2 separate regions of the Homo sapiens genome follow, and region 1 is linked to region 2. Evidence: read pairs that join two places in POLR2A ChIA-PET (ENCODE). Cell type or tissue: OCI-LY7. All regions are shown on one strand. Each heading gives the region's core, and the rest is flanking DNA. Links, peaks and the distances in the headings are about the cores only.

Region 1 (6,725 bases), core at 247-4,246, 400 kb after region 2:
CCCAGCACTTTGGGAGGCCGAGGCAGGCGGATCACCTAAGGTCAGGAGTTTGAGACTAGCCTGACCAACATGGAGAAACCCCGTCTATACTAAAAATACAAAAAAATTAGCTGGGCATGGTGGCAGGCGCCTGTATTCCCAGCTACGTGGGAGGCTGAGGCAGGAGAATCACTTGAACCTGGGAGACAGAGGTTGCGGTGAGCCGAGATCGCGCCACTGCACTCCAGCCTGGGCACCAAGAGCGAAACTCCATCTCAAAACAAAAAAAAAAAGACTGAGAATATCGTTACTATATAGAGATGTTCATTGGGGAGAAAGTCAATAGAGTCTTGAATATTCTCGTGATGTGCAGAATAATTGTGTAGAGATTATTTTAAATCATAAATACATCTTATATCTTAATATCTTAAATATGTTTTGTTTTCCATATATACTTAAGATATTTCTATGAAAATGTCTTATCCTAATATTTGCCAGCAAGAGTCTTGTGTAACCTTTTGAAAGTTGAGTAATAACTGTAATGCTGCTTTGCTTATTTTTCATAAAACAGTGATTTTCTTTAATATATCTGAAAATGCATTTTTCATTTATTTTTTCTTATTATTATATGTATATATCAAGTGTGGCATTTGAGAGTCTGTTGATAAAATTTACAAAAGTAGAATTACAATTTTATGTTAATGATGAAAGAATGACTTATAATATTCACCTGATTGTATCTCTTATTTTGTGTGCTTTTGTTAAACATATGTCGATTTATTTTGCCAACATGATTATATAGACAGAGAACTCCTTTTCTTTCAGGTTGGTTCATGTGATCCTGGTTAATGGAACATAAGTGAGATTTTATGGGTGACAGGGAGAGAGATCAGGCTTGACTTGAGAGCACGTGGGAAAAGAAGGGGGCTATCTCTTCGCAAAGATTTAAGTATCTTATAAGAACTGTTTGCCAGTGCAATTATGAGTAAGTGTATTTGTGCCTAATTTTTATTTTTTAAAAGCTCAGGTGATTATAATTTCATCTGTGAAATGTTGGAAGTATAGTCTGATTAAAATAGTATATATCTAAAAAAAAAAAATAGCCATTCTGGCTGGTTGTGAGATGGTATTGCATTGTGGTTTTGATGTGCATTTCTCTAGTGATCAGTGATGTTACTTTTTCTTCTGTATGCCTGTTGGCTGCACGTATGTCTTCTTTTGAAAAGTGTCTGCTCACGTCCTTTGCCCACCTTTTAATGGGCTGGTGTTTTTTTTCTTGATAATTTGTTTAAGTTCCTTATAGAGCTGGATATAGACCTTTGTCAGATGCATAGTTTGCAAAAATTTTGTCTCATTCTATAAGTTGTCTGTTTGTTGATAGTTTCTTTTGCTGTGCAGAACCTGTTTAGTTTCTGCACAGTAAAAGTTAAATTTATTAGATCCCATTTGTCCATTTTTGCTTTTGTTGCAGTTGCTTTTGGCATCTTCATCATGAAATCTTTGCCCATTCCTATGTCCAGAATGGTATTGCCTAGGTTGTCTTCCAGGGTTTTTATAGAGGTTAAATGGTATTTATTAGCCATATAGCGATCATTGTTGAAAATGGGTGATGAGTATATAGGGGTTCGTAATGCTACTATCTGTGCTTTGAGTTTAAATTTTTAAAATAAACTATATATATTATATATATAGTTTTAAAGTTATATGTAGTTCAAAACTACATCTAAAATTGATTTCTAATTAAGGACTTGTGGCTTGCAAGGAGCAAGGCTTTCTAGAGTCACTTGCTGACCACTGCAGCCCCCTAACCAGTTTATCAGCATCGTATTGGCAACTTGGTTACCTAGTTTATCACTTTTGGGAGGTTACTAATCTTTACTTAAACAGCCCTGATGCCATAATACATAATATTGCCACCAGAGCCATTGTTATGATAAGACACATGTGGGAAGTACTTATTTAAAATTTACAGCTGATAACATTTTTATGTTGTAAATTCCTAATTTCCTAATCAATAAAACATTTATATTTTAAAACAGCATCAAGCATAGCACTTTAAATATACTATGTGTATCTTACATATAGTAAATTCATTTCCTAAATGAACTACCTTTTATAAATGAAACGTAACTTGCGGGTATTTCTTATTTTGAGAAAACATCACATTTTCTTTCTTTCTTTCTTTGAAACATTTTCCTCTCTTTTTTAGGAAGCTGTTTTAGGTTATGTGAAAGAGATGTTTCCTCATCTCTAAGGCTTACCAGAAGCTCTGATTTGAAGAGAATAAATGGATTTTGCACAAAACCACAGGAAAGTCCCGGAGCTCCATCCCGTAAGTTTTTATTTTTTCTATTTATGGAGTTGGTAGCTCCCAAAGAGTAGGAAAACTTGGAATCAAAAGAACCCAAAAGAGAAGAGGTTCCTATATCATACCCTCCCATGTAGAGAGAACACATTGTGTTCACATTGTGCATGTGCACATGACCAATATGAGCACAACATGGGAGGCCTGAGGGAGGCCCATGTTCCTACATCATACCTCCCATGTTTTACTCATATGCAGGCCCATCTTCCTACATCACACTTCTCATGTTTTACTCATACGTAGGCCCATGTTCCTACATCATACCTCCCATGTTTTACTCATATGCAGGCCCATCTTCCTACGTCACACTTCTCATGTTTTACTCATACGTAGGCCCATGTTCCTACAGCAGACCTCCCATGTTGTATTAATATTGGTCATGGGCACATGCACAGTGGTTTCTTCATTTTCAGCATTTGTCATTTTCATCTTCTTGCCTGTAGGGTTGGACTGGAGCTTTCTGTAGGAGAATGGATGCACCAAAGTAAATAGTAGTCCAGAAATTATGTTTTAAAGAACTCTAAAGATGAACCAAATTAAGATATTATGCGTTAGGTAAAATATAAGCAGGGCCTTCTCCTTATCACCCTCACTGGCTCTCCCTTTGCACTGATTTTTATCTCTATTCCCGACTTATTAATGAAATGACTCAGATGGCATATATTCCCTTCAGAGTCAGCAAATCTTTAAGTAGTATTCATGCTCTTTCCTTCCCCAACTGGGTCTTTTCCCGTCTTCTTTTAGTTACAATACTGCTGTTGTCTTAGTCATCCAAGTTTGAGGTTCTTCGTGACTCCTTCCTCTTTGTCTTAACCAGTCTCCACATTCTTTCAGTCATCCTCAGACTGACCTCATCTCTCTTTCCACTGCGACAACTCTGGTTCAGAGAATATCCGCTCACCATGGTATTACAGGCTCCCATTTGGACTTTTTGCCCACTCTACCGTGTCCCCCTTTTCTGTCTCCATCCATTGTACAGATAATAAGCCTTCCTAAAACATTAGTTTCTTCCTTGTTTCAAAATGTACAGTAGTTCCCAATCAAGTCTAAACCCCTTAGCCTGACATTCAAGATCTGGTAAAATCTGATTGTACCTTACAAACTTTTTCTTAGTCTGCTGAAGTCAGACAAGCTCCTCACCGTTTCCTTGGGATTTTATAATCTTATTTGGAAAATGAAGCATCCTAAGAAATTCCATTCAAATAAAGTTCTAATTAACTTGAGGTTTCTCAGTGTTTCTGTTTAGTGACTAGTTAAAAAGCACTAATACCATTTTTCTGTTGTTAAATTTGAGAGTTATAATCTCAAACACATAAAATTTCTTGTCTGGTTTTTCTCATAGGCACTTACAACAGAGTGCCTTTACACAAACCTACGGATTGGCAGAAAAAGATCCTCATATGGTCAGGTCGCTTCAAAAAGGAAGATGAAATCCCAGAGACTGTCTCGTGAGTGCTGAATTTAGTATTACAAGCAGCTTTCATTTCTCACTGATCTAAGGGAAAAGCAATGCCTCTGAGTTCCAACTGTTTAAAACTTTTCAACCAAATTTGAAAACATTTTTCACTTTTCCAAATGTTTTATCTTTGGTAAGTACTTGGAATATAAACAATGCTAGAAAACCTGTGTCTTATCATTGTTAAGTTACACAGTGACTGGTGAAGAACTGTCAGGTACTCTGAAGTCAATTGATTATTTGATTTCATCCCCTGGCTACAGAAGTGTGACTTTTTTAAAGTTTGTTTTTAATCTAGGTATATAAATTAAGTACCATTGACAATGACTGTATTCCCCCAAATCCACTTAAGTACTCAACCTTAGGTGTAAAAGTATTTAATTGCAATATTCTGGAATTCAGGAAAGAGTGCTTCCTGTCACCAACTTCCTTAAACCTAAGGGAAGGGATCTTGGCTGGGATCATGGAACTTTTTCAGAGTTTGTAGATGATGAGTGCAGGTTCCTCCAACCCAGTTTCTCAACTCAGTACTATTGATATTTGGGGCTTGATAATGCTTTGTGGCAGGGGGGTGTCCTATTTGTTGGAAGATGTTTGGCAGCATCCCCGGCTTCTGCCCCCTACATGCCCGTAGCATTGCGGCAGTGCTGACAACCAGAAATGTCTCCAGACACTGCCAAATGTCCAAGGGGCACGAGCGGGGTGGGAATCTCCCCTGGTTGAGAACCAGTGCCCTAGCCTCATGTTAAAGACCCTGACTGGCTGGCATCTTGGCTAAAAAGAGATTCTGAGAAATAGATGTCATCTCCTCTGTGAGGCATCATCCTATTCAGGGACAGGGACTTCAGACAAAGCTCGTGGAAGTTCCCTGTCAGCAAGAAACTATTCCTGGATCTTCTGGTCTCTGGTTTCAAGTCATGATTGAAAAAGATCTGAGCTCATTCAGGATTTCTTTCCCAGGGAAATATGTAGTATTTACTTTCTGTTTACAACAGCTTTAATAGAGCTTTTCTGCTTCTGCCAGTCAAATTGATAGCACATTACTTTAACTAGAATTATTTCAGCAGGAAAGCCCTGGTTTTTCTTAGCTCAAGTCATGTATTCTTCTGGGAAATAAGAGAATACTGGAAATAACAGTGACATCAGGTTCTTGCCTATGCCCTAATTCTTCCTATACCAGCAGAAAATAAGCTGGTAGACACCCATGGCCTTAACAGATGCTGTATAGGCTTTGCTATAGAACACCTTCCTCAGTCTGCCTAATAGTTGGTTCCAAGATCCCCTCAGGCCCAAAATACTACCTCACGAATCACTCTGGAAGGGTCTTTTCTGGGCCTGGGCAGCCATTTGTCCTTGTGCTGGTAGTTCTGAACAGGCACTGCTTAACTTGCCCATTCCTATTACTCCCTATGGAATGGATTACTTTTCATGAGGATCATGGCACTTCAAATCCCATAAAATACCGTCAACATGGGAAGTCAGTTTGTGGTTAGTGGAATCTCAGGTGCTCCTAACTGACCAATTTGACAGTCCTTAGCAGTTGTCTTGGGTTCCTGCCAGCCTGCAGGCCCAGCTTAAGTGCCTGGAGAACCCCGTCCACATGCTGCCTCACAGGTCCCAGCTCCTACATCACATTGTACATGGCTTCATCATCTTCCTCCTTCCACCTGCAACATCCCAGACTCTTTGCCTCCTTCCAAGCATTTTTAAAGTACTCCCCTCCCCAATTTTAAAAGTAATATATGTTAAATATCTCAGGGGAAAGAAAGCACTTCAATCCCATCATCTAGAGATAATCACTTCCTATTTACACATCTACTGAGAAGGCCATAAGTTAATCCTGGGCCCCATAAGGGCTCCACATCCCCTGCCTTGAGGTTCTGCCAGACACCGAGGTAACAGAATCGTGACCACCAGGTGTGGCAATGCATGCCTATAGCCCCGGCTGCTCAGGAGGCTGAGGCAGGAGGATCGCTTCAGTCTAAGATTTTGAGTCAGCAACATGGTGAGACCCCATCTCTTTAAATAAAGTAAATTAAAAATAGAACCATGACTCACTGCCTACTTGCAAAATCACCAAGGTAGATTGGCCTTTAGACTCTTCTATATTAAGCCTCTTAGGTTTCACACAAGAATGATGAACCAACCATCAACTTTTTTTTAAGGCACATGGGTCTGTATTCAGTAGATAGGTTAGAAGAGCTGCACTTTGGCACTTGCCAAAGACCACAATATCAAGTTCACTGTCACTCAATTTTAGCAAAACATTTGTTTAAAAAGATAAATATTGAGGAGCATTGCTTAAAGGATCTTCCTACTATTTTAGATATTCTCAAATCTATTCTGGGTTCAAGACAGAGAGCAAAAAGCTGGGTATATGGAGCACATTGGTTAACTTTCTCCAATGTTTGATCATTCTGAATTGTGCTTTGTGTTGAAACATATGAAGCTTATTGTAGTATCTGTTGTCGAGATGTTTTCAGACGATGACTACATCACATAATGTCTTCTTAAGAACCTCAGGGAGAAATGACTGTTTCACTTCTAGCATTTATAGGCTGCTTGGAAACCTGAGAGCCAAAATTGGGGTCCACCATAGCAAGTGTAGATTAATATGCCTTGCCCATTTTTTTTTTTTGGCTTTGTTCTTGACTTCTCTTTTTGTTTTCTTCTTTTGTACTTAATTGTGTGCTATCCTGTATTTTATACATAAATGAGTTACGAAAAATGCCTCATCCTCCCCAAAGTCCTATGAGATCTCTAGGCCCTTTTTAAAGAGATCTCTAGGTCTCCCTATTTATATTTATAGACACTACTACATTTTGAATTTATACACAGCCTTTTATCCTGAGCAACTTCAGAAAGGGAAAAGTTAATAACTTTCTCTCATGATCTCATTGTATTACTAGGTTGGAGATGCTTGAT
Region 2 (8,464 bases), core at 2,103-6,102:
GGAAATGTTATTGAAAATAGAAGCCAAAAAAAATTAAAAACCTTCTATTTAAAGCAGTTGGTGCTATTCCATCTATTTGACCAAGAAAATAACTTTATAGAATAATTTTGTATTATTTTGCCTTTACCATGTATTCTGTAGCCAACATTTTTTAGGGCATAATTCTGTTATAGCTCTGTTTTAAAGGATCAGATGTTAGTCCAAAGGAAGATCACATTGAAAGCAAGATCATCTGCTCCCTCTTCCCTTGCCCTAACTCAAGGATTCTCAAAGTGTGGCTCCTCTACCAGCAGCAGCACATCACCTGGAAACTTTTGAGATAAGAAATACAAATAAAGTTCTAAGCCCCCAAATGACTAACAGACCCCCTCTTGGCCAAGGGGACCCCAGAGAAATCTTGGAAGCTAAGTTCATGGCCATGACGGGATGGGAGGTCAGACTCACCTCATTATATCCCCTCTCACAGTGACCACCCCTTTCAAAAGACTCCACGTGGATAATGTCAATTACTAGTTTATCTTCCCAGGTACAGAACAAAGGCAAGATAAGGTCTAATTCTTCTTTTCCCCTTTTCTAATATTCACCTTATCTTATGTAAAATATAGATTTGCTGGGCACTAACTAAAGTTTCACAAGTATATAATCATTTGTTTCATTGCTGCCTCCCACTTCTTAAGGAAAATGTATAAATACTAAACCTCCTGGGAACCTCTTTGAAAAAAAAAAACAGCCACAGATGCATCTGTGACTTATGTTTTTTCCCTGGGTATGCCCTCAAGCTAGCTCAATAAACCTCAATGATCTGAGACTTATGCCTCAGTCACTCATTTTGATTGCCAGAGAAATAAAAATTCTCAGGTCCTGCCCCAGACAGGTTGAGTCAGAAAACGGAGATGGCAGCCAAAAATTAAGTTAAGGAGGAAAAAAAAAAAAAAAGAAAAAACAGAAATCATCCCTACCTCCTGACCTCTGGAGAGGGGAGAGTGGCTGAAGGTGACTTGATCACTGATAGCCAATGACTTAATCAATCATGCCTATGTAATGAAGTCTCCATAAAAACCCAAAAGGACTAGGTTCAAGGAGCTTCCTGGCTGCTGAAGACGGAGGTCCTGGGAGGGTGGCACACCTGGAGAGGACATGGAAGCCCCTCCCCGCTCCCACATACCTTGCTCTATACATCTCTTCATTTGGCTGTTCACTTGTATTCTTTTAAATATTCTTTGTAATAAGTGGGTAAACATAAGTAAACTGTTTCCTTAAATTCTGTGAACTGCTCTAGCAAATTAATTGAACTGGAGGAAAGGGTCATTGTAACTCCCAGTTTATAGCCATTTGCTCAGAAGCACAGGTGACAACCTACTAGTTGCAACTGCAATTAGCATCTGAAGTAGGGGGCAGTCTTGTGGGACTAAGCCTTCCACCTGTGGGGTCTGGTGCTATTTCCAGGTAAATAGCATCAGAATTGAGTTAAATTATAGGACATTCAGTTGGTGTGCGCTGAGTAATTCCTTTTTGTGTGGGGAAAACACACACACACTTGGTGTCAGAAGTATCGAGTGGCATGTGAGAATAGGAAAAAACAGTTTTGTTTTCCTTTACAAGTGGCCTTCTCTCTTACTGGCTTATTTAAACCACTCGCTCCAGCCCACCTTATGTCTAAATGAGGTCAGTGCTAGGAATGAAGATCGAAGCACAGGTACATCAGGGCTGCAGAGGAAATGCCATCAGTAGGCAGAGCTATCTGAGAGATGCTTTAGGCAGCCTGAGGAGTGGACAGGCAAATGTCCTTCCATGTGGCTACCTAGCCTCCCCAGGCATCATTTTCAGGGCTGAGGCTAATGTCCTCTGTCCCTATGATGGGAGAAGGGCATGGAGGAGAACCTGGAAGAATCTTTGACCTGGCACTTGAAGCTGATCTGCTTGACGTCCTGGTCCCTAATCCACTCCATTCCACTGCTTGTCTGTCCCCTCTCACCTTCCTCAGGACAGCAGCAGTGGGCAGGACAGCAGGGACAGCGGATATAGCAGCAGCAATACTGAGGACAGCACTGGCACCAGCACACTCCAATCAGCAGCAGGAGGAGGAGGGCTCCCAGGATGATGAAGATCACTGTCAGCCAGTCTGCAGGGGAGAAGCCAAGCAGGGGTTGAACTAAATATTCAGGGGGAGGGAATACTTCCAGTTCTGATATCCTAGAGGTCTCATAAACACAGCTCTTGACCTACAGGTTAAAGTTGAGCAATATACTGGCAAAAAGGTAAAAGTTTAGCTTTGATAAGGGAACTTTAGAGGTTGATAATCCAATGACAAGAACTTAGGCTTGCTTATTTCTGGTTTTTTTTTTTTTTTCCTGTGAGTAAAAGTGTTACGGCAGTGAGGGTGACTGAATAGAAAGCTCCAGTAGCACTTACGTAGGACGATGAGCTTTACTTCCTTATCGGGGTCTCCTGATGTGTCCCCTGGAGCCTCAATGGTGCAGTAATACACTCCATGGTCCCACCACATCACTTCATTTATCACGAGATCTGCTCCTACACAGTAAGGAGGGAGAAAGTGCCAGTGTCAGAGGAGAGAGCACTGGTTTCTAACCCATGACACCCTCAAGACCTGGGCAGCATGGCAAGACCTTGTATTTACAAAAAATAATAAAAAAAAAATTATCCAGCCATGGTGGCATGTGCCTATAGTCCCAGCTTCTCTGGAGACCGAGGTGGGAGGATCGCTTGAGCCCAGGAAGTTGAAGCTGCAGTGAGCTATGAGTGTGCTAATGCACTCCAGCCTGGGCAACACAGTGAGACCCTATCTCAAAAAAAAGTTAAAAATAAAATACTGTTTAAGTTGCCAGTATATGGGGCTTTTACTTACTCGCAATCAAACCTAATCCTAACTGGTACACTGGAAATGATTATTTAGCTGCATTTCAGATGAAGAAAATCAAGACTCAAAGGAACTGGCCTAATAACATGGAGACAATGCTCATCAGAGGTAGGTTCAAACCCACATCTCTCTGCCTCAAAGCTGGTACTCTTAACCACCAAGCTTTCCTGTCTTCTCTAAATTGGGTGGAAAAACTCCACATTCTGGGTCCCTTATCAGCCTAAAATGAGCAGTTATCTCTGGATCCTGAAGGACAGGTATGAGATGAACTTGAATAAAGATAAAATGCCAGTATTTTAAAAGTAAATGTAACTCAAGAAGAGTTTCAGTTCTAGTGGGCACTCAGGTTTTTTGTGTACCTCCATTAGGATAGATGAATGGTTTATATATATATTTGCTGTACATTCATTTTTTTTTTAATTTTAAGGTCAGGGGTATATGTGCAGGTTTGTTACACAGGTAAACATGTGCCATGGCGGTTTGCTGCACAGATCATCCCATCACCTCGGTATAAAGCCAAGCATCCATTAGCTGTGCTTCCTGACGCTCTCCCTCCTACATCCCCACACCCTCCAACAGGCCGCGGTGTGTATTGTTCCCCCCATGTGACCATGCATTCTCGTCATCCAGCTTCCACTTATAAGATCATCAGGGTGGACAGACAACCTACAGAATGCGAGAAAACTTTTGCAATCTATCCATCTGACAAATGTCTAATATCCAGCATCTACAAGGAATTTAAAATGAATGGTTAATATTTATGTTCAAGTTTAGCAAAGTCAATAAATATTCACTAAAGCCCTTTTGTGGGTCCAGCATTATGTCAGGCACCGAGGAGATGTAAAGAGAAACAAGACCCTCTTCTGTCCTGAAAGGGTTTAAAATCCAGTCAAAGGCATCAGGGCAGCCTCCGTGTGAAGTGCAGCGGCAGGCAGTTCCAGCTCCCCCACCCACAGTAAATGCCACGGAACCTTAGCATTACAGACTTGCTCCTGCTAGGTTGGTGGTAATATCTGCAATTCTTTATTATCTGTTTGTCAAGAAATGTTTATTGAGGAAATGAAACAAAAATGCAAGGTCACGCACCAGTGGACCTAACTTTGACTTCTGTTTCCTTCTCTTTCTACGTCAATATCTACAATTTTTTTCCTACCCGCTATTTTCCAAACCCACTACCTTTCCCAGAAATAAGCTTACCCCAGACTTGGAAAAATGATGAAAGTGCTTTTAAAAAACTCCCCCTCAGGGCATGATGTGTATTGTAAATCTGCTCTAATTTTTATTGGTGACATAAAGAGTATTTTAGGGGTGTCAGAGTAAGAAGAGTTTTCAGATATGTTAATATTTTAAAGGATCTAAGGACTGATTTGACAGGGTCATCTCAAATGATGCAGGCATAGGCAAAAAAGTGTCAGAAAACAAGGGCTTCAGGAAGTCACAACAAGCCTGGAGACAGAAATAAAAACAGAGGAGAATACTAATGCATTCCTGTGGTAGTAAGAATGAAGCAGGGTTTGAGCCAAAGGTGGCTGGGAGTGGGAGTAGTGGAAGGTATTTACCTTCACGTTTTTAGAAAAAAAAAAATAATAAGAGCAGGGACTAGCTACTATGGGGATTTCCATCCTTCAGAAACTGTTCAGGTAATTTGCTAATTAAAGAGGCTTGAAACTTTGAGGTCAGATAAGAACAAATTCTGCTGGCTTTGGAAAAGGCAGAACCACCTTGGATCTTTGAAGATGCCCCTGAAGACTAGAAAAGAAGGACAGATGTACCCTAAAACTGAGGGCTGGCTTGGGGAAAATCAGATGCCGAATGTAAAAAAAAAAAAAATCAGACTTAAGTGTTATAGACAAAACTGAAAGCAATTATTAAACTGGTTCCCCTTAAGTGACCTACCTTTAAACAGTCAGAATATTCACTGATTCCTTGATATTGTAGCGATGGCCACCATGAGTGGCCCACTGGGTGTATTCTTCCCTTTTTCCCCTTTTAACTAACAAATATTTATTTAACACAGCACATAAAGCCCATTGAAATAGGCTCTGAATTATGTGCTACTCTATGGCAGCAACTGTGGATTACACAATAGAAATATGAGGAGCTAAGCTAAGCCATTTATCCAAAAGTACACGGAGTGATAACTAATGCTTACTGCCCACTTCCTGTTTGCTAAATGCTTTATACATATTACCTTAGTCCCCACAAATCTCCATGAGCTAGGTACTATGGCAAGTCCCATTTTATAGAAATTGAGGCTGAAAAAATTGGAGAGGCTTGCCCAGGTTCATATACCCTGTAAATGCAGAATTGGGATGCACACCCGCACCTGACTCCAGAGTCAGGGCTCTCACCACTACTCCCTGCACTGGGCACAGAGAATAGATAGGCTTTAGACACAGCTCTCACATAGCGCGCTAGATATTCACTTTGGAGTAGGGAGGAAGATACCATGATGCCTGTCGTTCAGATGAAGAAACAGAAGCCAAAGAAAATAACTGATCACTGGTCACTGAGCTAGTGAGAGGAAGCACTAGGATTCTCACTTGGGGCTTTTTAGTCCAAGCCCAGTGTTCTTTCTTCTATCAGTGGAGGACAGTGGTCTCAAGGTGGTCATCTGCTCAGAGGACCCTATTTCCTTCCATGTGAACAACAGGAATAGCCGGAAGGAAACTCAGGGACCTGGGGTTTCAGTAGGCCCTGAGAGCAATTTGTGGAAGGAATCAAAGAAACCTGATCCACAACTTAGCCCTGAATCTCAGGAAAGCAAAGGGAACCATTCACCCCTAGACCTTTAGCCAAAGCTATAGATAGCAACAGAACAACCTCTGGTCCAGAGACCAACTTCCAGGGAAGTCACTTCAGCTGGTGCAGCACATTCTATGAAGCTGGCACTTTCCTCAAACAATGACAGTGACCAAGTAGACCAACAGGCAGCAGAAAGAAATGGGAAATCCCATGCTGACTCAGCCTGCCAGGCCTGGTGTCTGCACCTCCCCCCACCCCCAGTTCCCCTGACACCTCCCCCGCACTCACGGTTCTGGATGGTGATCTTGCGCTGCCGGTAATCTACCCCCAGCACGGGCTCATTCTGCCCCCGCCGCTGGGCCACTATGCGAACTTCCCGCTGGTTGTCGTTGCAGTCATTGGATGGGTCCTGGCCCAGGGATAAAGCTGCCTGGTATGCTGAGGAGAGAGGGCACACTAGAGTCACACAGCAATAGGGGGTTCCCACAAAAAAAAGGTTCCCTTCCTGCTCCGGGCGTGAGACACAGTGAAGTGTCTCAATTTTTCCCAAGACTATTCATCCCTTGGGACTCTTGTTAATCACGAAGATCCTGATTCTGCAGGTCTAGAGTGGGGTCTGAGATTCTCATTTCTAATGAGAATCTGTGTGATACCAGACACCACATTTTGAGCAGCCAGACTCCTGACCATCATTTTCATGCCGGCTCTACTCCCCATCTCCTATTCCAACTTCCTTTGTCTCATTTTCAGAGTCACCCCAGCCTCTCTCTGCTCCCATGGAATTCATCCACCTGCCCTTAAAACATAAGGTCACATGCCTGTAGTCCCAGCTACTCGGGAGGCTAAGGCAGGAGAGTCACTTGAACCCAGGAGGCAGAGGTTGCGATGAGTTGAGATCACGCCATTGCACTCCAGCCTGGGCAACAAGAGCGAAACTCCATCTCAAAACAAAAACAAAAACAAAAACAAAAACAAACAAACAAAAAAAAAACCAAAACAGAAAATATAGGGTCTGAGAGCTGTTAAATCTGCCCCTGGCAAATGCCTGCTACCCTAGCCTCTCCTCCCTGGCCACTTAACCCAGGCATTTTAAGAGTAACCCCCAGGAAACAATGCCTCAATTTAGAGAGGAGTCTTTTGGGGACAATGGCAGACTCAGTGGGTGGCTCAGACAGCTCTTGAGGTTCTACTCAAATCATATTGTGAGACATTAGCTCAAGGGCTCAAAAAGGTGAAGACTAATGCCTCCCTCTCCATTTGCTTCTTCTCAGGAGGCTCACTTTTCCCTATGAACAGGGTGTCTACTTCTATTCTCAAAATCTCCAAAAAATTAATTGTCTTGGTGCTAACAGTGGGGTGGTTCTAGGTTCCTTTGTTCTTTGAGAGAAGGCAGAAATGGGCAACTAGGAAAGGGCTCTGATCCAGACAGCACAACCCATATGCCTGGGGCAGTTGTTACTGAAAGGCAGGACTGGCCAACTCTAAGGAGGAGTTGTGTAGCACTAAGAGACTTCCCACAGTTAAAGGGCTGCCTGGGGGGGCACTGGAGGGCTTAGTCAGCAGAGGAATGACCATCTTCCCGAAGGCATACTGAAGAAGGGAATATAGCAAGGAGCAAGAGACTTCACAAATGACCACTCATCATTTGTGCTGAGTGTAGAGTCTTCTTGCCTGCATTCTAAGGTGGTGGGGGTGAGGGGAGGCGGGCCTGCATCATCAGCTCAGCACATTGGCATGGAACCAGGAATGGACAGGGAGGCAGGACTTTTCCCTAATGTTTAAGTTTCTTTAAATTTTTTTGAGAACAAAGCAGGAAAAAATTTTAAAATAAACTAGTATGTGACCTTGAATACATTATTTCATCTACCTGGGCTCCGTTTGTTTATCTATAAAACAGAGGAACTACATTAGGTGATCTTTGTGTCTTCTCCTCACTACCAAGATTTGTAATCCTAAATAATCCCTCAACCCTAACCGCAGTATGTCACAGAGGTGTCTGGGACCCACAGAGGGCCAAGGGGGTAAGGATACTCACACGCTGAGTAGTAGTCAAAGATAGGGTCCTTGCAGAAGGACTTGAAGCGCCATGTCACCACCACGTCCTGGAGCTGGGCAGAGGTGGTGTAGTCACATTTGAGGATGATAGAGGCAAACAGGGTGACATAGCGTTCTGTGTGCTGGACCGTCACAAGCAAGGACAGGCACCCTAAAGCCAAGAGCAGGAGAAAATGCTGAAGGTGACCTACTCTGCTCATGGGTAAGAAAAACAATGCAAATGGGCAAAAGATATTGCCTGCCATCCTGCCTGACCTGGCTAGGAGCTCACAGACAGAGTCTGGGTTCTTACTCACCTGGGCAGGCTATGGGTGGGGTGGGGTGAGAACGCACTCAGCAGCCTCAGAGGGACATAGGAAGAAAGGAGTGAGGAAAACTCCCAGGAATTTACAGTGCATTAACAGTGATGACATATCCAACAACAATATAAGGATTGTATCAAAATAAAGCCACATTTGTACAGAAGTGACACTGCTAATATATTTTTTTCCTCACATCATGTCTCTTCTTAAAATGGTTTCCCGTTTCCTAAGGATAAAGTTCAAGCTCCCTAACCAGGCCTACGAAACCCGTTAGGTCAGCCTACTGCCCTTCTCGTCTGCCCCGTGTCCCTTCACGTCCCATCGAGGGGTCAGCCATTCTGAGCTTTCTTCAGTCCTTCCCATGCTAAGACCATTCTCTTCTCCAGGTGCAGCTCTTTCAGCCTGGAGCACTCTTCCACATCACCTGCCACTGCTCCACTCTCTTCCCTGGGCTAATTATGATTCGTGCCTTGGGACCTCAGCT

What was found. Peaks named below come from ENCODE experiments on the same cell type or tissue, not always from the same donor. Only the 100,000 strongest peaks of a DNase experiment are listed, where the experiment ranks them.
Region 1: POLR2A ChIA-PET joins it to region 2 with 6 read pairs; 2 of 35 experiments call an interaction of 5 or more read pairs at or near these places.

The regions. Positions count from the first base shown.
Region 1 is chr3:122,400,572-122,407,296 of GRCh38, forward strand. It overlaps FAM162A (family with sequence similarity 162 member A), which reads left to right. Exons shown (of 5, transcript NM_014367.4): 2 at 2,189-2,311; 3 at 3,687-3,792; 4 at 6,710-6,725. Among named protein-coding and RNA genes, the nearest start is that of WDR5B, 12 kb to the right of the region's middle. RefSeq lists an enhancer at 5,889-5,938. In OCI-LY7, for the core only: no CTCF peak of the experiment used is centred there; no DNase peak of the experiment used is centred there.
Region 2 is chr3:121,999,333-122,007,796 of GRCh38, forward strand. It overlaps ILDR1 (immunoglobulin like domain containing receptor 1), which reads right to left. Exons shown (of 8, transcript NM_001199799.2): 2 at 7,659-7,829; 3 at 5,912-6,061; 4 at 2,413-2,532; 5 at 1,976-2,122. Among named protein-coding and RNA genes, the nearest start is that of ILDR1, 19 kb to the right of the region's middle. RefSeq lists enhancers at 5,761-5,880, 6,580-7,081. In OCI-LY7, for the core only: a CTCF peak has its summit at 4,096; a DNase peak (open chromatin) is centred at 3,929; H3K4me3 peaks cover 1,478 bases; H3K27ac peaks cover 2,512 bases.